2 separate regions of the Homo sapiens genome follow, and region 1 is linked to region 2. The links are chromatin loops, found by intact Hi-C in ENCODE. Cell type or tissue: HCT116. All regions are shown on one strand. Each heading gives the region's core, and the rest is flanking DNA. Links, peaks and the distances in the headings are about the cores only.

What was found. Hi-C counts contacts between places; a loop is a spot of excess contacts. Peaks named below come from ENCODE experiments on the same cell type or tissue, not always from the same donor. Only the 100,000 strongest peaks of a DNase experiment are listed, where the experiment ranks them.
Region 1: it touches region 2 in a loop (3-fold over the local background); 3 of 110 quality-filtered maps call a loop at or near these places.

What each region holds. Positions count from the first base shown.
Region 1 is chr2:228,651,416-228,663,855 of GRCh38, reverse strand. No RefSeq gene overlaps it. Among named protein-coding and RNA genes, the nearest start is that of LINC01807, 46 kb to the right of the region's middle. RefSeq lists an enhancer at 11,626-11,795. In HCT116, for the core only: a CTCF peak has its summit at 5,842 (motif pointing right); a DNase peak (open chromatin) is centred at 5,895.
Region 2 is chr2:227,650,889-227,663,328 of GRCh38, reverse strand. No RefSeq gene overlaps it. Among named protein-coding and RNA genes, the nearest start is that of SCYGR5, 9.7 kb to the left of the region's middle. In HCT116, for the core only: a CTCF peak has its summit at 4,896 (motif pointing left); DNase peaks (open chromatin) are centred at 4,898 and 7,688.

The DNA of each region.
Region 1 (12,440 bases), core at 1,898-9,897, 1.0 Mb before region 2:
TCCAGCACATTGGGCATTAGCTCTATAACAATTTATTGAATTAAGTTAATTAAGTTCATTCCAAAAGTTCTGTGATTTCTTAAGGACATCTCATTCTCATGGCTGCCTCTGTTGACACTCCTGCTTCCTCCCCTAAGTTTTTGTCCTGCAATATACCAAGTCCAGATAGGAAACTTGGCCCCTTATCAATTTTACACACAGCTCACATATACACACTCCAAGGTACTTGGGAATCAGCAAGAATTTACTGTGGCCCTGAGATCTCAGAGAAGAGTAATTTTTGCATTACACAGCAAAACGAACTTAAAAATCAATTCTGGTTTACAATTGCTGAGTAAAAACTACACTAAAACTTAATGGTTTATACAACCATTTACTTAGTTCGCAATTTTGTGGATCAAGAATTTGAAAGAGATTGGCTGAATCATTCATATCTGTTCCACATGGCATCCTTGGCGGGTCTGTAAAAAGACAATTGGTTAACAATAAATGTATGAATCTATTTCTTTACATTCTTTTCAGTTGACCTATATGCCTACCTTATTGTCAATAACACTGTCTTAATTATTATAAGTGATAAACCAGGTAATGAAAGCTATCAACTTTGTTATTTTTAAAAATCGTTTTGTCTCTTTTAGGTATCCCCATTTAAAAAAAAAATAGAATCAGTTTGTCAACTTCTACAAAGAAATCCTGCTGGGATTTTTATTGGAGTTGCATTGACTGTATAGATCAGGAGTGTCCAATCTTTTGGCTTCCCTGGACCACATTGGGAGAAGACTTGTCTTGGGCCACATGTAAAATATGCTAGCACTAACAATAGCGGATGAGCTAAAAAAAATTGCAAAAAATCTCATAATATTTTAAGAAAGTTTATGAGTTTGTGTTGGGCCACATTCAAAACTCTCCTGGGTCACATGTGGCCTGCGGACCACAGGTTGTACAAGCTTGGTATAGATCAATTTGGAGAGAATTGACACATTAACATTACCTAAGCTTCTGGCCTATAAACACGTTATATATTTTTATTTAGGTAGTTATTTAACTTCTCTCAGCAATATTTTGCAGATTTAAGGGTATCGATCTTGCATACATTTGATAGATTATCCCTAACTATATCAGTTTTCTTTCGAGGCTGTTGAAATGGTATTTTCATTACTATTGCTAACGTTTGTTGTTAATATATAGGAATACAACTGATTTTTTTGTATTATGACTGCTAAGGGGGCCTTACTAAACTCACTATTACTTCCAATAGCTCTTTCATAAATTCCTTAGGATGTCGTCAATAGACGATCAACTGGTCTGCACTTTAGTAAAACTAAAGATCGTTTTACTTCTGTGTTCAGCATGTCTTTTATTTCATTTTCCTTATTTACATGGCTAAAGCCTCTAGAAATTATTCAATAGAAGTAATAAAAGTGCACATTCTTGCTTCAATTCCCATCTTAGATAGGAAGGCTTTAGTTTTCACTATTAACTGTGAGGTTAGCTATTGGTTTTTAAATGTCCTTTGAGAATGCTCTGTTCTAGTTCTTGTTCATTGAGAGTTTTTATTATGAATGAATAAAGTGTAGAATTATTTTTATATGTTGCTGGTTTCATTTTCTAGTAGTGTTTTGATTTTGGGGGCCATATTCATAACACGTGTTGGTCTTTAGTTTTCTTTTTTGGTGATGTCTTTGCTTAGCATTGGTATCTGAGTAATACTGGCCCGGTAGAATGAATTTGAAAATGTGTCCTCCTCTTCTACCTTATGGAAGAATTGAGAAGAATTCAAATTAATTACTTTTTAAAAGATTTTGCTAGAATTTGCAGGAGAGCTATCAGGCCTCAGCTTTTCTTTGTTGGAAGCATTAAAATTACCAGCTAAATCTTTTTACTTGCTATAGGTCTATTCAAGTTATTCATATCTTCAAACACTTTTGGTAGCTTGAAATTTTCTAGGAACCTTTGCATTTTATATAGGTTACCTAAAATTGTTGACATTCTCTTGTTCGTAGTTTTATAATTCTTTTTATTTCTCTATAATTGGTAATGATATACCATCTTTCATTTCTGATTTTACTACTCAAGACTTTTTTCTTTGTCACTATAGATAAAATTTTATTAATTTTGATCTTTTTGGAGAACTGACTTTTGGTATTGTAGATATCAATTTTTTTTTATTTTCTATTCTGAAATAGAATATTCTGAAATAGAAATAGGTTTTTCTATTCTGTCTCATTTATTTCCATTCATATTTTATTATTTCCTTTGTTCTGCTTATTCTAAATTCAGGTTGCTCTTTTTATTCTTGTTTCTCATGTAGAAGTTTAGTTTATAGATTTGAGATGAGTTTTGTTTTTTAACATAGGTGTTTACAGCTATAAATTTCCCTGTATGGAATGCTCTAACTGCATCCGATGTATTTTCATGTAGTGTTTTCAATTCCATTCATCTCAAAGTGTCTTCTAATCTCTCTCATCATTTTTTCTTTGACTCATTGTTTATTTAGGAGTAACTTGTTTAATTTCTACATGTTTGTAGATCTCCATAATTCTCTTTTGTTATTTCTAATTTCATTGTTTTGTTATTGAATTATGCCTTTTGTGTCTTTGCAATCCTTTTAAATTTATTAAAGCTTATTTTATTGATTAGTATTTAATCTGTCTTCAAAAATGTTCCTTGTACTATTGAGAAGAATGTGGACTCAGTTGCTTTGAGTGGAGTGTATTAGAAATGCATGCTAGGTCTAGTTTGTTGTTAATATAATGTTACTCATGTCTTCTAAAACTTTGCAAACCTTCGTCTACTTGTTCTATTCATCATTGAAATTGTGGTATTGAAGTCCCCAACTTATATGCTTGAATTACATATTTCTTCCTTAAATTCTATGAGTTTTTGCTTTGGGTATTTTGAGCTCGTGTTTAGGTGTGTATATGTTTATAACTGATATATTAATAATATCTTCCTGATTGATTGACTTTTTATCATTATAAAATGTCTCTTTCACTCTCACTAGTAACTTTTTGTTGTTGCTTTCAAGTTTGTCTGGTATTAGTATTGTCACTCCAGTTCTTTTACGGGTACTGTTTATATATTTTTTCATCCTTTTTCCTAGCCAAGATTATGACCAAAATTCAATAGTCCAAGTGAACATATCCCATCTTCCATGAATCTGTAGAGAAAAAAGGTTTGGAATCAATAAGTTTGCGTAACACTTGGTTTATCCTGTTAATTTACCTTGAGTAACAATGTTGGAGATGTACTTTGGAAATCTCATTTTAGCAATCAAAAATCTTTCAAGTTAACCAGGAGAGGAAGAGTCATTAGAAGAAGATGAAAGAGACAAAAAGAGTATGGCAGTAAGTGGCTCCTGGCTTTCAGGATTTTTGATTTAAAAGTTTTGATGAAAGTTGTCTATGCCCAGCAGTCCGCTGCTTGACTTGAATTTCTAGAAATTTTTTTTCTCCTTCATGATGCTTTCTGCTTCTGGAGAGCCCAAAAGATTTAATTTTAGATTATCCATTGGCACAGAAGCCTAGGAAGTTTTCATAAGATGTCTTCATTAGGGAAAAGTAGTGTGAAAGGTCTATTTCCTGGAGTTTTACTGCAGTATTTGTGTTTAAAAAGTCACGAATACTCTTTCAACAAGTCATATGATAAAGGCACTTCCAACAAGGTTTTAAAAAAGGCTTACATTCGTGGCATTTAGAGTAAAGTCTCTGGGCTAAAGGCTATGCAGTTGTCCCTGTGACTTGTCTTTAATTGGGATAAATATTATAAAGGTTTGATGCAGCATACCAGCTTATTACCAATCTGTCCAGGAAAGCCACTTGGACAGGTTGGTGATAAGCTGCTATGCTGCATCAAACCTTCATAATATTTATCCCCATTAGCCTAAAAAAACAGTCAATGTCAAGGGAAAGAGCTAACATCTCTAGACACTCACGGTATGTCGTGACCCTCTCATCTGGGGGCTGTCTCTGACTTCATATTAAAGTGAGCCTAAAGGATAGGAGAGCTAAGAATAAAATTCCAAAATATTTGAAACTAAATAACACATTACTAAATAGCCTAAGGATCAAAGAAAACAAGGAAATTAAACTACAATAATGATAGAATTTAAAATAAAAATAACGTATCAAAAACATTATGCCAATAAATTTAGCAACTTCAATGAAATGGCCAAATTCCTCGAAAAACACAAATTACCAAAACTGATGGAAGAGGAAATAGAAAATGGGAATATTCCAATATCTTTAAGAAATTGAATCTGTAATCAACAACCTCCCCTAAGATGTCTTTACCCGGGAATTCTACCAAACATTTAGGCAAGTAATAACAGCAATCTTACATCTTACATAAAAGAGAAAAAAAAATCATATATCATCAAAATTTTAAAGTCTGCTTTCAAAAGGCAGAAATAGGAGAATGAATAGACAAACTATAGGCTGCGAAATAGTATTGAATATAATCTTTTGCAAAAAAGTGTACTTATCAAAGAATACATATAAGATATATGTCTAGGATATCTTACATATATACACACGTGTGTATGTGCGTGTGTGCATGCGTGCGTGCACATATCTTACAAATCACTGGCATCCTGAATGCGTAAAAAAACTCCTGCAAATGTTTGATAGAATTAATCTGGCCTTGGAGTTTTTCTTGTGGCCAGCTTTTTGGCAGTTTCTCAAAAAGTTGAATATGTGTTTATCATATGACTCAGAAATTCCACTTCCATGTATTTATCTGAGAAAAGTAAAAATACATAGCCACAAAAATTTTACAAGAGTGTTCAAAGCAGCCTTATTTTTCACAATAGCTCCAAATTGGAAATGATCCAAATATCCAGAAAGAGAAAATATATAAACAAATGGCAGCCTATCTATAGAATGGAATAGTACTCAGCAATAAAAAAGAATAAGTTAGTAACATATGGGACAACAAGGATAAATTACAAAAACATCTTACTGAGCCAAAGAACCCAGACACATTAGAATAAATAGGACATAGTTCCATTTATTTGATGTTTGGGAACAGACAAGCTACCCTCCAATGCTGGAAAAGAGTACAGTAATATCCCACAGCAAGGAAGGGGTAGAATGGAACTTTCTGGGTTCCATTAACAGGGGTAAAATGGAACTTTCTGGGTTTATAGAAATGCCCATTATCTTGTTTTGGCTGGTAGTTACATGTTTTGATACAATTATCAAAACTTATCTAACTAAACACTTAAGAAGAATTAATTTTATTGGATGCAAATTAAACATCAAGAAAGAATCATAATTTCCCTTTGGTATAAAATCCCTTCTTTTTCATCAACAAACCACTTCCTCTTCCCCTCTTCTCTAATGAAATTACATAATTTAAAAAAAAAATTCTATTAGCCAACCATGATATAATCCATTTTCAGAATACGGAGTTGACATATTTCTATATCTATATGGTAATTAATAGGTTTTAAGGACTTAATAATTATACTCTCTTCATACAATGAGACATAAAATGTTAGTGGTCCTGCATTAATACCCACTTCGAAGGCCACCTTTCAGCTTTCTATGGGGTAAAGCCCAGTGAGATTTTTTTTGCGGAGGGTCACTCTTCGAAGTTGCACATCAAAACCTCGACCAGAAGATTGGCAGGAGTATCACATGGCAGGCTCTGTCCACTAACATATCCACTTAAGTTTCTAGTTAGAACCTATGTTTGAGGTGGGCAATTCAGGTTCTGGAAGGCCAGAATCAGTGGGCTTTTAAATGCGAACTGTAGAAACAAAAGTGTAGTGTTATAAACATTATGAGAAAATTAATGTTTCTTCTCATGTGTTTCCTTTCATCCTTTCCCTACTGGAAATATTATCATCAAACCTCAAGGTGGAGCTATCATCACATAGTTCTCACTGGCTTTTCTGTCAGTGCAAGCAACAAAAAAAAACATCGCAGTTTGCAGGTGTGTTTCTTCTTTGGTTCCTTCCCCTAAATATACTTATTATTTTATACACTCCATAGAGCAAAAGTCAACAATTCACACAAAACACATTTTGTATTATGACCAGGTAATCATTTTTCTCTTTCCTCATAAGTAAACTTTATAAAATAACATATTTGCTATGTGTGAGGAACTTTCACAATATCTATACTCCTTGAGGTCGTTTATTTAAATGCTGACATAAAACATTAAATTGTTTTCAGAGTCCGTTAGTTTATTTCAACCCACAGTTTTAAAAACATATGCTAAGGATGTGCTACTCAATACGACACACAGTAGTCAAACATGGCTACGTATATTTAAATTAAAAGTAATTAAATTAAAGATTCAGTTCTGTAGTTGTGTTATGTGCATTCAAGTACTCCATAGCTACATGTTGGTGCCCGTATTGGGTAGCATAGATATATTTCTATCATCACAATAATTTTTATTAGAGAATGCTTCTCTAAGGTAACTATAATTCTCATTTTTAAAGAAAAAGAACATATTGATATAATAATATTTTAAGCAGAAGCAGTTCCTGATTAGAGAACCATCCCTTAATTTCTTGCACTTACTTAGTACTGTAACAGTAAATATTTTTGCTGACTTGTAAGGTGGTCTTTGTATTTAAAGTTTCCTTGTTATTTTTTAGGTTTAATTATACACCCAAATGTAACTAAGTGAGCATTCTGAGCACCAGAAGTCAAACCCCATGGTCAGATAAACCTTTCTCTGTGATTCCACAGGGCAGCATTTATGGGCTCAGTACATACTGTTAACGATAGAGCAAAATTGGCTTACATGCAGTAGTAATTCTTAAGGGTTAAGCCCCAACACATGTTTGTTTAAAAAGAAAACGTAGTGTGACCTAGGGAATCTACTTTTTTTAAAGCTCAAAATAATTCTTATCTGCCCTACAGTTTAAACACCACTGATAGGATTTATTTATATGTCAGAGTATAAGAAAGTAATTTTAAAACTAAAAAGTTTTGTGCAGCTATTCATGTCAGAAAGGAATGCTTACCCTCTATTTCTCATGTTTTCTTCAAGGGGAGGAAAATTCTAGTTCCTTAGAGGGTAATGAATGGGAGAAACACCTCTGTTCTCTTTCATTTCACTCCCTTTCCATTTCTCCCCATGGAATGAGAAATGACTTTTCTGGTTGGTGACACCAGAGAAAAGAGTCAGCTTACATGCCCCAGCCCCTTTGAGATTCTCTGTCATACTGTGAGAGGCTGGTCTCTAAGGACACAGACCTTATCTGCTAATCAGTCCATCATATCTGGACATGTCAGGAAACTCAACTGTGACCAATGTTCAAGACACATTCTCCAATTCAGCTTGATCAGCAACAGTGATGATAATTTGCTTCTCATCCATTTGATTCAACACTCAAGAGCTTGACCCTCTCAAGCCCTAACATGTAATGGTGTAATAGCCAGGAGCCAAACCCAGATCAGTTGTTTGGAAGGCAGTATGCTCAGCTCCGTACTTCATCTGTTTGACATCTATCTGTCCCCATGCACACACGTACACCACCACCACCACACTCACACACCACTGTTTTCTACACACGATGTAAGGAAACTTCATTGCTTCCTTCCTTTCTCTCCTTGAATTGGAGAAATGCACTTGAGGGATGGATGTGTGCTGCTTCCGGTAAAGGAAATATGCTTTGGAGTGTGGAATGACTATGGGATGGGGAGTTGGGACGAGAAGGCCTCCCCAGAGAGACCCTTGGACAGGCCCTCAGTTCACTCAACTTGGAAAGAATTGTCTCCCATCAACTTTCAAGTGATAGAGTGGGCTTGTCATGTTGCTTTTCAGTGTTTTACCTATTCCTTTGTAGAAGAATACGTAGAAATAGTAAAAGAATGCAGGAGAACCCTACTGGTCAGTAGCTTGATATACCCACCTGTTGGCTTGGAATCCTCTGTGACCAAATGGCATCCAAAGAAACTGCGGTTATGGTTCTTTGTTTAAATGTCTGTTCATCTTATAAGGTGTGTATTTATTTTTGGGAGCAAGATGGGGTAGATACAGAGAGGTGAGAATGAACCATATTGGTTTGGAAAAACTAAGAACACCAGTAAAGAGTAAAAAAAAAAAAAAAAAGAAAGCACTGATGTGTTATTTTTAATCACACACAATAATTATGTCGAACAACATCAGGATTTAAGATAATAGGTGTCAACATTTTCAAGATAATAGCCAACTATTCAGCCTCAACTTCTGAATCCTGGGAGATGAAATGTCTGGATGCTTCTGTCAGTTATGAAGTGGTGGTAATGAGTCACAATAAGGCAAATAGTAAAATAAGGAGGAAATCCCATGGCCAGGATGTGATGGACAAAGGAGAAAAGGGGGAGGACATAAGCAAGGAGAGAGAGCAAGGGAGGGTGTAGAGAAGAGTATTAACTCTGCATATTGTGTATTAACTACACCTTCCTTGTGGAATCCAGTCTTATTCTGATTGCAACATGTTTAAGTGTGTGTTTGCGGGGAATGGACATGAATGAATGCCCAAATTCCTTCCCACTGGTGGGGTACATGCGAGCATACCTGAGCCAGTGAGCATGAAGCTCATGTGAAAGACTTTCAAAGGACTCTCACCATTCATGAGACTGCATGTTGCCACTGTATGGTACCACTTTCAGGAATGAATTTCAGTTTTAAGTAAACTAAACCTCTTGTTTAAAGGAACACATCTGCAGTAGAGAAATAAGATTAAGCCAGCAACATTGACCTCTATTCTGAAACCAAAACAGTTGAAGAAATTTATAAATAAATTATCCAGAAGAGGATGGATGGGATGGTGAGGGAATTCAAAATCATGTTCTCTGAAGACCTTTTTTTAATTCTTAAGGGATGTGGAGGTATTTTCCCTTAAGAGAAGGATCATGGGAGATAGAAGTTTTGCCTTCAAATATTTGAAAAACTGTCATGTGGAAAGACTAGATTAGTCATCTGTGGTCCTGGCAGGTGAACTAATACCTGTTGTGGGAGTTATGAGGAAGTAAACTTTGGTTCAGTATCAGGAGAGGTTTTCTGACAGCTAGTTTTCGACTCTTTGGAGCAGCATTTGTCATTGGTGAAAATCTTCTAAGCTTTTACATTCGGCCTTTATCATTTCACCTCTTAGCTCTTCCTACAGACTGCTTATGGCATTGGTCAAAATAAGAGCCTATTCCCAGAGCAGCATGAGTTTCTAACTTTGCATAGAACACCACACAAATAAATACTATGTACTTAATCAATCACATGGAAAACTGATGCCAAGTATTTTTTTTATCACGAAGACAAGAGTCTTATGCCAACCTGGTAGACTTCTAGTATGCAGCTGAAAAATGCAGAGTTTTTTAGAAGGTCAAAGTCTCCTTTCTTGGACTCTTCCTCCTGGAGTAGCATTCCTTGTACCTGAGTCCTTAAACCACTTTTCAGTTCAAAACCCGAATCTAGGACAGCATTTTAATAAAAGGTTAACATTGAGTAGTTGTTAAAACCGCATGGTTAAAGTTCTTCCTGAGAGTAAAAATGTACTTTCAAATGTTAATTAATTCAACATCTTATGAATCCTGACAGAACAAAATAGCCAGCACGGAAAGAGCCATCACCACCCTCCACCTGAAAAGTTTTCCTGTGGGAAATGCTAAAAAGGATTCATATTATAGCTGTCAGTCCTTTCAGTTTTGCTTGTGTTTTGGCATTATTCACTATGTGTATATTTTTAACAGCAGCCCAATAGCCCAACACAAGAGAGTCTGAATGCTTTCCATAACAGCACCGACAAGCCGATGGCCCAGAAAGTAAACACAATGCTTCTCACCTCTTGTGCCCTTTAGTTTATCAAGGTTTATCACATGAGAGCCAAAGACCTTGGAGGAAGGCCCTTGCATTCTTTGCCTTTTCAGCAAGAAAAGTCATAGTCTGTAGAAGCAGCGAACTTTACAGAGCTTATCTGATTTTTGGCTCAGGGACTCATTATAAAAAAAAAGAAGGACATCGATCAATCCATTTTGAATAGGTCAATATGGAACACTGACAAGAAAGAAATGTTGGGTAATAAATTAATTGAAAGCTCCAAGTAGGGAATTATATAACACAGAGGTAAACATATAGTTTTATGTCATAGCTACATGACATATACAAGTTGAAAATGCAATTTACACGTGTGTTTTATTTAGTAGCCTAACAAATGAAGCAATTTTGCACCTAATTTTAAAAAATGCCACAAGTAATCTTGGTTGTTTTTTTTCCTCACTTTTAAATCCCAATACATTCATCAACACTCTTTTTGTCAACCCTACCAGACCCCACTCACACCTAAAATCTCAAATAATATCCAACTCGAAGAGATTTTATAAGGATTAGATGAGGCAAAGGTATAAAACATATATTCAAGTTGGATTAGCACCTAACACATAGTAGCTATGCAATAATTGTACATTTTTTAAAAGTATCTAATGCCAAATAAAAGAGGTGTCCAATGTCAAAATAAATCCATATAAGGCCACATGGATAGAAAATAATATTTTCCATTTAAAAATGTCTTTGTAGTTGGGCTTCTGAAAAACAGACTCAAAGTTTTTTGTTTGCACTATATAAATCCAAAGTCTGCTATAGTTTCATGATTTATGATAATAATTTTCTCTGTTATTATATAATGCCTCATTATATAATGACCTCATAATTCAACAATATTATATCAATTACTTTTTTAAAAATCTCCCATTGAAAAACTATGAGGCTAAAATTCAGGGATGGCTCAAATGTGATGAATGTGGGTGGGCACAGTTTTTAGTTACCTCTAATACAATCCTGAGACATTTTGTTCTAAAACCTGTTTGAATTCTATATTAAAGTAATTCTTTTTCATTTCCACTATCATAGATTTCAAAAATTTATAAAGGAGTTAAAAATTGCCTTTTCTGATTTTAAAACATCATGAATATCTAACTCATGAATATCTAATAAAATTATAGCCCAAAAAATCTAATAAATACAGAATAGGGCATTTTAAAAGTAGGTTCCAACCACTGAAATGAATCAATATTAAAATAGGGTTCTGCCATGACTCAAAACAAGGCAGCTCTAAGGGAAACCATGGGATACACATAAGTTCTATTTATTATCTTTCTGATCTGTGCCTTTCTCCCATTCAGAGGACCTCTCCTCATTCCAGGTTCTCAGGTGCTTATACTCTATCTTTCCAGCCACCATATCTGTTCTCAGTGAAGGATCAGCATTCCTTTCTACTGATACGCACATTTCAGTTTAGAAGTGTATCTAAGGATCAGTAGTAAATTCCTTTCTACTGATATGCACATTTCAGTTTAGAAGTACATCTGGTAGTGGTTAATTGCTCTGAATTATAAAAAGTTTAGTTTCAAATCCTGGAAATTCCACTTATTATCCGTTTTACTTGTGTCTTTTCTGGTTATTGAAAGAATGCACAGGACTCTTCAATATATATTCACACAAGACTCACTTGTAATACCAGGCATATTGTTTCATTACGTGTTATTGAAATTGTGCAAACGACTCTTTATCCTTTGTCAGCCCTGCAATATGGTAAGTGGGCACTTTGTGAGTGATGAAGCAGATGATAAATTCACTGTATACTTGCTTTGGACAACAAAATATTATATACATCCTGGCATGTGCAGGAAAATGAATTTCTTAATCAGATGATATCTAACCTGGAGGTTCAAAAGGAACGATATTTTCTGCTTTAGTTTGATCATGTTTAAAACATTTGTCACCATTAGAGGGGATGCAAATCTAAATTCAGAATAAATATCTATCCCAGTAAAAACCCATCTGCACCCCTCCACAGGCATAAAGCCAATGTAATTCACTTACTACCTAGGCGCAGGTCTGGATTCTCTGGGTATGCAAGCCCACATCACATCACCCTTCAGTCTTTGATGTCACTCCGTGATCCTTTCCGAAGAATGGATGATGGCACCCACTTGTTGGTTCCAGTTCTCCTTCAAATTTGGGAAGGTTTTTCTGACAAGCATAACATATTATCTTCTTTAACTCTCCTTTTGCATGTTCATAATGCTTTTCAAAACATAGTACATCACATGAGGTTTTCTTATTATCTAATTATATAAGGCTTTTTTTCAGAACGTATTACTAGTCCTTTGGCTATGTCCCAGTAATCAGCATAATTCTTAACTACATCTTCCTCTTCAGGCTCTCCTCTTCCTCTTCTTCCTCCTCCTCCTCCTTCTCCTTCTGTTTCTTCTTCTTCTCACTATCTAGTTCTTCCAATACCCTTAGTGTTCTTAGTACCTCATACTGCTTAAATTTATCTTTTCCTTTTTCAGTCAGAATATAGCCATAAATCAGTTGTAATACAGCTGACTTCCAACTAAAATGTTGACCCTCTATCCATGAGCTACCATCAGAAAACCATGCTAACTCTTTTTTTTCATCCTCCAGTAATTGGCCAAATGTGGGTTCCCACTCACTTG
Region 2 (12,440 bases), core at 1,843-9,842:
AGCAGATCAAAGATTTTTCCTGGGATTGTTTTTTTTTCATACAAATGTGACTGAAACACAGGGAGGCCATGGAGCTTTGGGCATTGGTGTGATTGCTGTAGAGGAAATAAGGGAAGTGAAGAAAGGACAGGCAGGGAGGTTGAGAGGAGAACAAGGATGTCCCGATAACACTGAAGAATGGTCCCGTGGAAGTAGATGATCGAGTAAGCAAGAAGGCGAGATCCCTGTAGACAGAGCCAGGTGACGCAGTTCCTTACATTGGAGGGAGGACAGGATGTGGCCACAAGAATGGGGAGCTGAGGTAGAGTGGAAAAGGAGTCTAGAAATGAGGGGATTGAGGAACAAAAAAGACAAGATGTATCACATGTGGATACTGAAAAGCTGCAAGATAATGGCAGGACCTAGGATGGAGAATTGATGCCAAAGGGTTTGATGACTGAGGAAGACGGACCAGGAAGTCAGTAGATGTCAGCGCCGAGGAGACAGTGCTCTAGCTGATTGAGTTTCAAATAGATTGACATTTTCATTTTCTCCCAAGGAGTTGGGAATAATTGTCTGGAGGCAGCAATGAGAAGCAAGGACAATATCAGTGACCACATCTAAGTTCCCAAGATCATAGCTAGAAAGTGATGATGCTGACATTTGAGCTCAAGAACCTGAAAAAGAGGCCGGGTGCAGTGGCTGATGCCTGCAATCCCAGTACTTTGGGAGGCTGAGGCAGGTGGGTTGCTTGAGCCCAGGAGTTCGACACCAGCTTGGGAATCATAATGAAACCCTGTCTCTACTACAAAAAATACAAAAATTAGCCAGGCATGGTGGCGTGTGCCTGTAGTCCCAGCTACTTGGGAAGCTGAGGTGGGAAGATTGCTTGAGCTTGAGGAAGTCAAGGCTGCAGTGAGCTGCGAGCTGTGAATGCACCACTGCACTCCAGCCTGTGCAACAGAGTAAGATCCTGTCCCCCCCCAACCCAAAAAAAAATCCTGAAAAGGCAGCATTATTACTCTCCTTGTTAGTTGTGGGGACTGGCTTCCAATCTCCTTTCTCCTTTAAGACCATCTACCTCCATGTCTGTATTTTTTCCTCTTCATCACCTCCTCTCTCTAAGGAGACTGTTATTCTGTTTATTCTGTGAGATTTATTTCTTCTGACTTTCTCCCACCAAATTCAGAGGACAGAAGTGCTAGAGCAGGCAAAGAGACAAGAAAAGGCAGAGGAATTTCAGCATCTCCAGGTCTCTGAAAAGCATGAGAGCATGAGGAAGAAAAGACTGGAATCTCAGTTCCAAGTTCACCCTTGGAGTTGTGCAACAACACGTGGTCAGACGAGATAGAAATATAATGGAAGAAAAAAGAGGGTGGGCTTTCTGGAGCACAGAAAATGGCTGACCCCAGTAAGGCTCCTAAGTGACTCCGCAGATAGTTATTTCATCATTCATTTGCACAGGAAAGACCCAGGAAACCTCAGAAGTATCCCACAAAAAAAGAGCATTTCCCCACTTTCTGTGAAGTCAAACTAGATGGGAAGCAGCCAGTGTCAATTCAACCACTGACAGATTTTTCTCCTTATCAGCATTGCTCTTTATGGGTATAATTCAGTTTCTAACTGTCATTGCCACCTACTCCATGTAAGCAAGAGTTTGGTTGATATAAATTGGAACAGTAATAACTTTACTTTAAGGAAGACAAGAATTCATCTAATGGGTCTCCAAGAAGGGCTATTTCACCTGGGTCCACTTTGTGCAGGGCAGAGCGGGTGGCAGCCAGTGTGGTGTGATCTGGAAGGTCATCCCACTAAAGCTGTCCCCCACTGGGCGCTGGATTCCACCCAAGGCCACTCACTCTCTCCTGATAAGCATCCAACCTTCCTTCAAAGTGACATTACCCAGAGGACTGGCTGATCGTGACTAGAGAGTAAGTGTAAATGCATTTATCAAGAGACATTTATTTCTCACTGGAGACAGGACTGCCATTTAAGAATATCAGAAGGCAGGTGTTTAACACATCAGTTGTTTAGCACATTACGTTTCTTTTCAGGCTTTCTTTTCTATCTAAGACCACACACACTCCACTCCCCACCCCCACTGCCTCGCAGTCAGCAGGAGAGGAGGGGCCTTGCGGCTCAGGGACAGACAATGCAACCCCGTGATGCTCAGTGGAGGAGGGGAAGGTAGGCCTTATGGAAGGTGTGTGAACTTCAAAATCTCATTTGAAAGATCCTGTACTTCATGTCTGTTGGCATCACCACCACCACCTTCTAGAGTCTCCTCCTTCCTTTATGGAAGAAACCTGGGATGATGTTGCCTGGATTCCCTTCCCTGTATGACTGTAGGTCAGTCTGACAATGAGAAACACTTCTGTGAAATTTGGAGAGTGGAAAATTAAAATGACCAGTATTCTCCAAGGCAGCTACCTTAATTACAGTCAAACCCAGTATAGAATTCCTTCTCAGAGAGGCCTTTGGATAAATATAAATACCCCTTACCTTAATAATATTTAAATTCAAACGCCCTGAAGCCTAGAAGGATATTCTCTAACATAACCAGAGTATATAAAAATAAAATACTGGCCAGGCATGGTGACTCACGCCTATAATCCCAGCACTTTGGGAGGCAGAGGCGGGCAGATCACCTGAGGTTAGGAGTTGGAGACCAGCCTGACCAACATGGAGAAACCCCATCTCTACTAAAAATACAAAATTAGCTGGGCGTAGTGGCGCATGCCTGTAATCCCAGCTACTCGGGAGGCTGAGACAGGAGAATCACTTGAACCTGGGAGGCGGATGTTTCAGTAAGCCGAGATCGCGCCATTGCACTCTAGCCTGGGCAACAAAGCAAAACTCCATCTCAAAAAAATAAAATAAAATAAAATAAAATAAAATAAAATAAAATAAAATACCATTACATTTAAAAGGCAAAAGATGTACACAATTTGAAGAGAAACCAGAGTATACAATATCATTATATTTAAACAATTACTAGAAAGTGTCAGATGTTGCACTTTTATTATCTTATTTTTTGAGACAGGGTGTCACTCTGTCATCCAGGCTGGAGTGCAATGGCACAATCATGGCTCTCTGCAGCCTCAACTTCCCAGGCTCAGGTGATCCTCCCACCTCAGCATAGGTGTAGTGTAGGTCTAGGTATAATCTTAGCCGTGTAGCTAGGACCACAGGCGCCCGCCACAACACCCGGCTACTTTTTGTATTTTTTCGTAGAGATGAGGTCTTGCCGTGTTGCCCAAGCTGGTCTTGAACTCATGGGCTTAAAAGATCCGCCTGCCCCGACCTCCCAAATTGCTAGGATTACAGGTGTGAGCTACCGCGCCTGGCCAGATATTGCACTTTTAAACCCAGAAGTGCAAGTGGAAATTTTTCTGTAAATGTATATAATGTTCACATTATCTGGGTACTGTTAGAACCATTTAATAAAAGATACCAGTTTTTACCATTTTAACATATTTAACATTATATATATATATAATGTGTTATGTATACTTATATATCAATATGTTGGTTCCATTTCTCTGGAGAACTCTGGCTGATAGAATAACCAATCTTATGTTCTATACTTTGAAAATATTAATTCATCCAGTATATGTTCACTGAGCACCTACAAAGTACTAGGGATATAGCAGACACTAAGATAGATAAAGTCCCTTCGGTTCTAGCTCTATTTTAGAGAGAAGAAGCAAACAAAAAAATAATTAAGCACATAACAGGTGGTGACAAAGCAAGGTACGAAAATAGAGAGTGACCCAAGGAGGCCCATTTTGGAGAGTGGTCTGGGAGGTCCTCTTTAATAAGGTGCTATTTAAGCACTCTGCACGCAGTGAGGAGGCAAGGCTGCAGATGCCTGGAGCAAGAGCGTCCTAACAGGTGGAACAGGAAGACCCGAGGCCCGAAGACCGAGTGCATTTGACTGGCCCGGGTATTGTCATTGCACATAGAACTGCAGGTAATAATATTTTGGTCCTACGGAAAGTACCCTGGACTGCAGTCCGGAGACAGGTCCTGTCACTACATAGCAGTCATTTTTCTCTTCCAGTTTTTAATTCCTTATGGAAAAGACGAAGAATCAGGACCAGGCAGGTGTTTCCTGTCCAAAATACCCAGAAGGCATTACTCCCACAGCGGTCCTGCCTTCCGCATCCTCCTCCCAGTGGTTTCCAATGTACAAACACAGGCTCTAAGGAATATTTTAATAAAGGAGTCTGTGTAACTTTAACTCAGTGTTTCCAGCTTTATTTGGTCTCAAACCCTATTTCTACTACTAACAAAACAGGAGTCACTGAAAACACGTTTAGAAAAGTGAGCTCAAATAGCAAATTTATCTCTAACATTCTCTGAATAATGGAAAATAAAATTGTACACCTCAATAGCCTCAGCTCTCCAGCTAATAAATATATATGAGTTTAAAATAAAAAGGCTGGGCGTGGTGGCTCACGCCTGTAACCCCAGCATTTTGGGAGGCCGAGGCGGGCGGATCACCTGAGGTCAGGAGTTCGAGACCAGCCTGGCCAACATGGTGAAACCCCATCTCTACCAAAAATATGAAATTAACCAGGAGTGGTGGTGCATGCCTGTAATCCCAGCTACTTGGTAGGCTGAGGCAAGAGAATCACTTGAACCCAGGAGGCAGAGGTTGCAGTGAGACGAGATTGTGCCATTACGCTCCAGCCTGGGCAAAAAGAGCGAAACTCCGTCTCAAAAAAATAAGTAAATAAAATAAAAAGACAGGAGAGAGAGCAAACTTTTAACTTCTTTTTAGCAGCAGAACCTTTTCTACCTACAAATGCCTACATGAAACATCTGGAAACAAAATATAAAACCTCGGTCTGGATTCAGTGTGAAGTCAACCTGCTGTCCATCGCAGTAGCTGTAATCACACTGCCCTCTAGTGTAACCCTCGGGGGAATTACAGCTAAAATGACTACAGAAATCTCTCTCAAACTTTCAGCCTGAGAGCTGGCCAGGACGGCTGTGAGCTACGCAGTGGTTCTCAAGGTGAGGTCCACAACCAGCAGCAGCAGCAGCAACACCTGGGAATTTGTTAGAAATAAAAAATTTTGGTTTCACACCTTCCCCACAAGTCCAACTGAGTCAATAACTGGGGATGAGCTTAGCCAAGCAGTCCTTAATCCCTCCAGATGAGGAACAAAATCATGGCTCAGCCCAGCACCCACAGGTAATTTTTTTTTTTTTTTAGACAGAGTCTCACTCCGTCACCCAGGCTGGAGTGCAGTGGCACGATATTGGCTCACTGCAACCTCCGCCTCCCGGGTTCGAGTGATTCTCCTGCCTCAGCCTCCTGAGTAGCTGGGACTACAGGCATGTACCCCCATGCCCAGCTAATTTTTATATTTTTTAGTAGAGACGGGGTTTCACTATGTTGGCCAGGCTGGTCTCGAAGTCCTGACCTTGGAATCCGCCTGCCTCGGTCTCCCAAAGTGCTGGGATTACAGGCGTGAGCCACTGCGCCCGGCCAGGGGTAGTAATTTTTTGTACCATGTTGTGTTCAATTAAGAACAAAAAAGCATACTCAGGGCAGCCTATTGAAAACCAAAAAGTTCATAAACAGAAGAGTTTCTATGCTTAGCATTTGTTCAGCAGTTTTCACTTGATGCTGTGCTTTCAGATTCAATAGGAGTTACATCCACCCCAACAATAAATACCACTAGACCCAATTTCATTGTACTACTGCCAGGAATAACAAAAGGTTCTAGAATAGACCTAGTCATCTTTTCTTTAAAAATTTCTGCGTGTGGGGGTAATGCTAGTTGTGAAAAACAGGTTTTGTATTGAGAAGTAGAGGTGAAAATTCTGTAAAACTAGCCTGTGTTTAACATATATACAGTTTGGTATTTCCAGCTCAAGTGTTTGTTCTGGCCAGACGTGCAGCAATTACGCTCTGTTCGTGACCGGGGAGACTGGAGAAAAGTACATGCGTGAATCAGTGCAATTTCCCCACAACTGCAAAAAAAAAAAAAAAAGTAACTTTCTTCCTTCCAGTCATCCTTCTTCCTTCTCCAAACGCTGCCTGAGCACTTAGGGTAGATGAAGCCTGTGTTAACAGAAAGCATGGATCCTGCCCAAGGTTCCCTTGGAGCATCAGCCTCCCACGCAAGAGACATCTTCATTTCTACCATGTTACACTTGTTCCCAAATATGATAACTTGATAAAGAAGAGAGACCTGTAAAAAAGACAGCAATGGTTACAAACATTTGAATCTCAGAGGGGAAAATCAATATAAAATAAATTACAAAATGAGTAATGACTAAACTATTTTAAAATGTATACTTTTTTTATGAAAATTGCAATTTTCTTAAAAAGGCAGGTCACCTAAAAGGGTTAAGCACCCCTTTATCATGTCTGCATTTCATATAGTATCTAGTTTTTAAAAATAACACTGTAGGCCAGGCGCGGTAGCTCACGCCTGTAATCCCAGCACTCTGGGAGGCCGAGGTGGGAGGTCAGGAGTTTGAGACCAGCCTGGTCAACATAGTGAAACCCCGCCTCTACTAAAAATACAAAAATTAGCCAGGCGTGGTGGCATGCACCTGTAATTCCAGCTACTTGGGAGGCTGAGACAGGAGAATCGCTTGAACCTGGGAGGCAGAGGTTGCAGTGAGGCGAGATCGCATCATTGCACTCCAGCCTGGGCGACAGAGCAAGACTCTGTCTCAAAACAAACAAACAAACAAATAAATAAATAAATAAATAAATAAATAAATAACACTGTAGTCCTTTATGTGAACATCTAAGTTTTCAAACAACCACCACACGGGGTGTAACTAACATTTATTACCTAGCTAAAGATAACAAAAACAAACTGGAAAATTTCACTCCATATGTAAATATAGATTCATCTGTCCTATTTGTATTTAACAAAAGTGAAAGTATTGATACATGGAAAATCAGAATACAGTAGATTTAAATGAAATATTTTAATTAAAGATTTAATCCCACATTTTGTGCAAATGATTAAAAATTCAAATTAGGTGTAGCACAATCTGTGTCAGCTTCCTAGGGTGGTTTTAATGACATACCATAAATACTGGTTGGATTAAAACAACGTGAGTTTATTGTCTCACAGTTTTGGAGGCTAGAAGTCTGAATTCAAGATGTCAACAGGGCCATGTACCCTCTGAAACCTATCGGGGAGAGCCCCTCCTTGCATCTTTCAGCTTCCGGTGTTTACCAGCAATTCTCGGTATTCCATGGCGTGTAGATCCATCATTCCAATCTCTGCCTTGGTCTTCACATGGCTGTCTTCTCACTGTCAGGTCTGTCTCTGTGTCTCTTTTCCCTTTCTTATAAGGACACCAAGTCATTGGATTAAGAACACACCCTACTCCACCATGACTTTATCATAACCTAACTAATTACATCTACAACAACCCTATTTTCAAATAAATTAACATTCTGAGATGCTGGGGATTAGGACTTCAACGTGTCTTTCTGGGGGACACAAGCAACCCATAATAGTCTTCCCCTTTGCCCCAAAATTCATCTTTCCCACATGCAAAATATATCCACCCCTTCCAAATATTCCCAAAAGTCTTAACCATTCCAGTATCAACTCTAAGTCCAAAATTTCATCTAAAGGTCATGAACTCAAAGTCCCAAATGTTGTCATCTACATCACTGATGGCTGAGACTCAGAGTATGAATCACCCTGGGGCAAACTCTTCTTCATCCATGAACCCGTGAAGTCAGACAATGAGTCATCTGCTTACACAATACAATATCTAGGCATAGGACAGACATTTTCATTCCAAAAGGGAGAAATTGGAAAGAAAAAAGGGGTCATGGGTCCCAAGCAAGTCTGAAACCTAGGAAGGCAAGTTCCATTAGATTTCAAGGCCTGATACCTTCTGAGACTGAAGAAAACTTACAATTAAAAAAAAAAAAAGACTTCAAGGCCTGAGCATAATCCTCTATGGCCTGATGATCTTTTACACCCATATGGTGGTTGTTTAAAAACTTAGATGTTCTCATAAAAGACTACAATGTTTTTGTTTGTTTGTTTTTGTGATGGAGTTTCACTCTTGTCACCCAGGCTGGAGTGCAATGGCGTGATCTCAGCTCACTGCAACCTCTGCATCCCGGGTTCAAGCGATTCTCCTGTCTCAGCAACCTGAGTAGCTGGGATTACAGGTGCCCGCCACCACGTCTGGCTAATTTCTGTATTTTTAGTACAAATGGGGTTTCACCATGTTGGCTAGACTGGTCTCGAACTGGTCAGGAGTTCGAGACTGGCCTCTGCATCCAGCACTCCAGGCTTTAAGTCATTCTTGTTAATTTTATGGTCTCTTTCAGTCCAGAATGGCAATGTTTCTCCTGGTATAAAATTCTCAAAAACGTTGTCAGCCTCCCAAGAAATTCATGGTGATCTAAGCCATCAGACAAGAGGGCCCTGCACAGATCTTTCCTGAACAACTACATCTCTATTCTTGGCTTCTGATGAGATAAATGATTGGATCCATGAGCCACACACCTCATTTATTTAGCAAACACTTGTTGAGCCATACTTTTGACATTTCTATAGTATACTATTTGGACAGGTGGAGAATTTTCCAAATCAGGTACTGCTTCCTTTTTGCTTAGCAGTTCCTTCTTTAATTTATCTCTTTCTTCTCACATTTTATTACAAGCAACAAGGAGACAACAGGCTTCCCCTTTGCACACTTTGCTTGGGATTCTCCTCAGCTAAATATCCAAGTGCATCATCACTTACAAGTTCTGCTTTCCTTCCAACACCACGACATAATACAGCCAAGTTCTCTGCTGCTTTATAACACAGATCAATCACCTTTCCTTCAGTGTCCAATAAATGCTACCCCTTTCCATCTGAGACCTCACCAGAAACACCTTGTAATGTGCATAATTCTAGAAACATTCTGTACATGGTGGTACACGTATTCTCTAAGACAATAGAAGCTTTCTTTGTAGCTCTCCTCTCTTCCTTTTGAGCCTTCATCAGAATTGTCTTTCCCCCAGCCCACCCCCACTCCGCCAGGCAGAGTCTTGCTCTGTCGCCCAGGCTGGAGTACAGTGGCATGATCTCGGCTCACTGCAACCTCTGCCTCCTAGGTTCAGGCAATTCTCCTGCCTCAGCCTTCTGAGTGGCTGGGATTACAGGCACGCACCACCACGCCCAACTAATTTTTGTATTTTTAGTAGAGATGGGATTTCACCATGTTGGCCAGGCTGGTCTCGAACTCCTGACCTCATGATCCACCTGCCTCAGCCTCCCAACGTGCTGGGATTACAGGCATAAGCCACTGCACCCGGCCCAGAATTGCCTTTAATGTCTGTATTTCTACCAACAATTTCAGACATGTGAATCTAGGCTTTTTCTATGAAGTGCTTCAAAACACTTCTAGCCTCTACCCATCACAGAATTCCAAAGGCACTTCCACACTTTTACATATTTGGTATAGCCCCGCCCTACTTTTCAGTACCAAAATTGCTATCAGCAATTCATTGAGCCTTGTGATTTCCTGGGTGATAGAGAAACAGGCCATTGAAACGAGTCCCTAGTCCTAGCTCATGGCATCCAAATAGCAAGATCAGTGACATAGACTATTCAATGTGAACTAGGAGGAAATCTGCCTCATCACCATTAAAAATGATGAGACTACATGGTCAGTGGGTGTTAAGCAACATTGCCAGGAAAAACGGGCAGGCCAAGGTTCAGATGGGAAATGTTGGCATGCAATGTTGATTTAAGTAATCTGGATAAAAAATACTTTTCATGCTGAGACACGAGTCATGAGGCGCTAGAATATAGGGATAACTTCCTTTCAACTCTTTAAAAAGTACATATGGTAAATATTTGCTGATTTAGACTATGTAGAGAAGAATCAAAATGAATCAGTAAAACATCCAAATAGGGAAGTATGGGTGTGGAAAGCATGTATTTTGAGCAGAATTTAACGAAGCCGACCAAGGGTTCCCTATGGAAGGAACTATGGAATGAAGGACTGAACATTTGATTAAAGAGCAGTTAAGAATGATTTATTGCTAGTCTTACATAAGTTAGTATTTATAAAGTGCTTTCAAACAATGTAATTCCTTAAAGAAACAGTTTTCCTTGCAACCTTAATTAAGTCATAAATTTACTTTTTCAATCTCTCTCTATTCTTACAGGATAGCCTTGAAATTGATTTTGTAACCTTTTACATTGGTTTTTGTACAGATGATCAACAATCTATATTAGCTGGGTCTGACATTATGAGCTTTTATTTTATCACCAATTCATTGGTCCTTGTGATCTTCTGGGTGACTGGGACTAGATGAGATTTTCAAGGAAAAGCAAGGGAAAGACAGCTGTATTTATTATACTAGGTGCTGCTTGGATTCCTCCCCTATTGATCTTATTTACTCCTTACAAACAAAATAGTGGATAATTTTTATCTTCTCTTAATCAGTGGGACTCAGGTTAAGGAATCTGAGTAAGGTCAGCTAGCTGTGATTAAGTACAACAGAAAAAAATATCTGATGGCCACATCACAGTAATACCTGGGATGTTTATGAAATACCAAGCTGCTCAGAGCAGCCCACCAGCTCTGCAATAGCCAGAGCCCCCAAGTTCCAGGATTCCCTGTCTATAGCAACACTAGGATAGACCAGTGGCCCAGACCAGAAGTCCACTGCTTTCTCTGCACCCATCTTCCTTGCAAAGGTTAGAAATTTACATTCTAACATAATTAGGAGAAAATCAGAGCATTTCTTCGGTGACGTTTTAACTGATTTTAACCAATGACCATGTTAACCAATGACCTTTGAAGCAGAGGTTAAACAGTAAATAAAAATTAACACCTGCTTGATATATTAAAAAGTATGCCACTGGCATAACATGGGATTGTAAGTTCACTGTTTGTCTTTTTTGTTACATAGTTATAACTCTGCCTTTAATTGTAAAAATAGAAGAATGCCTTGAAGTTAGAAAAATAGCCCTAAGGAAAGAATGTTTGAATCTTTCAGGCTGTTTCTTGCTCCCTTCCATCTCAGACAGACCACATAATCAAGGGATATTGTATTCTTTATGTTTTCAAAGTTTTTCCTAGGTAGTCATTCGTTTTCTGTAGTCCATAAGGAAAAGCATTCAGTTCAGAGGGGCCATGTAAGCAGAATGCTGACAAATAAAATAATATACCATTCACCGTCTTTTTATAATAAATGAAGATACTAGCAGGGGGCAAACTTGGTGCCCATCCTAATCAGAGTTGTGGAAATCTCGCACTGAAGAGGATTTGTTGTAGCTATTTCTCCATGTGAGCACTCATATTCTTTGAGTCTTTTCACTGTGCTGGTGATGGACTTCCTAATTTAGTTGAACCAACCCATCCAACCATCTTGAGTTAAACATTCTGCTGCTAGCATTAGGGGAGGAATCAGGAGTTATTTCCAATGTAAAAACCTGAAGCCATGGTCTCTCCTGGTCCTCAAAAATGGTGAGTGATGTTTTGTCCATGACTGATTCAGAAAGAGGATTTGAGATTTGATTTCCTGGCTAATTTTGGGGGTTTTATTTGAGACAAGGTCTCACACTATTACTCAGGCTGGAGTGCAGTGGCACGATCATACCTCCCTGCAGCCTCCATCACCTGGGCTCAAGTGATCCTCCTGCCTTGGCCTCCCAAAACTCTGGGATGATAGATGTGAGCCACTGTGCCTGGCCCTAGAAATCATTTCTACTCTCTATTTTATTAGAAGTAACCCAGGAATTAATGTTCTGCAAAATACACTTGTAAAACTGCAATGGATCTGGTGACAAGAAATTATGCATTTTTCTAAAGTATGCAATTATTTAATATCTCACTTTCCAGAGGATTATTTCTAGTGAATACAGGTCTCCCCTGGCTATTCCCCTTAATCGCCAGCAGGACTAATCAGTGTAAATAACAATCTCAATTGCTAAACTCACTTAAAACTTAACGGTTTCAGGCTCCAGCACCTGCCTGTGACTTATACGAGCTGGATGATGACCAGCGTCTCCACGCTCTGAAAGATGGTCCTTCTCTCTTCCACGGCCACAGAAGCTAGATGTGGATTCCTACGTAGAGGTGGCATAATGTGGAATGTAACCCACGTTATGCACCTGCTACCAGGAAAGCATTAGGCCAGGAAATTTCTTCACGACTACACCTGTGTGATGTGCATTACAATCTCCCTAGTCAGCTAAGGGAAACTGAGGCCCCAAGACACAGAGAAACTCGGACAGGATCACATGACTTGAAAGAGTGGATTAGAGATTTTAATTTACTCAACTACAATGCCCATGTTCTTCCCACCAGAAAATCCTCTTTTCCTTATTCCAGAGCTGTTTTAGGAGTAAGTAACCAGCATATTCTTGAGAATCAGATGGTCGCTTGTAGTTCTCATTCCAGAGAACAACTTTAAATAAGTTAAACGCTTGGAAAACATATTATTATTT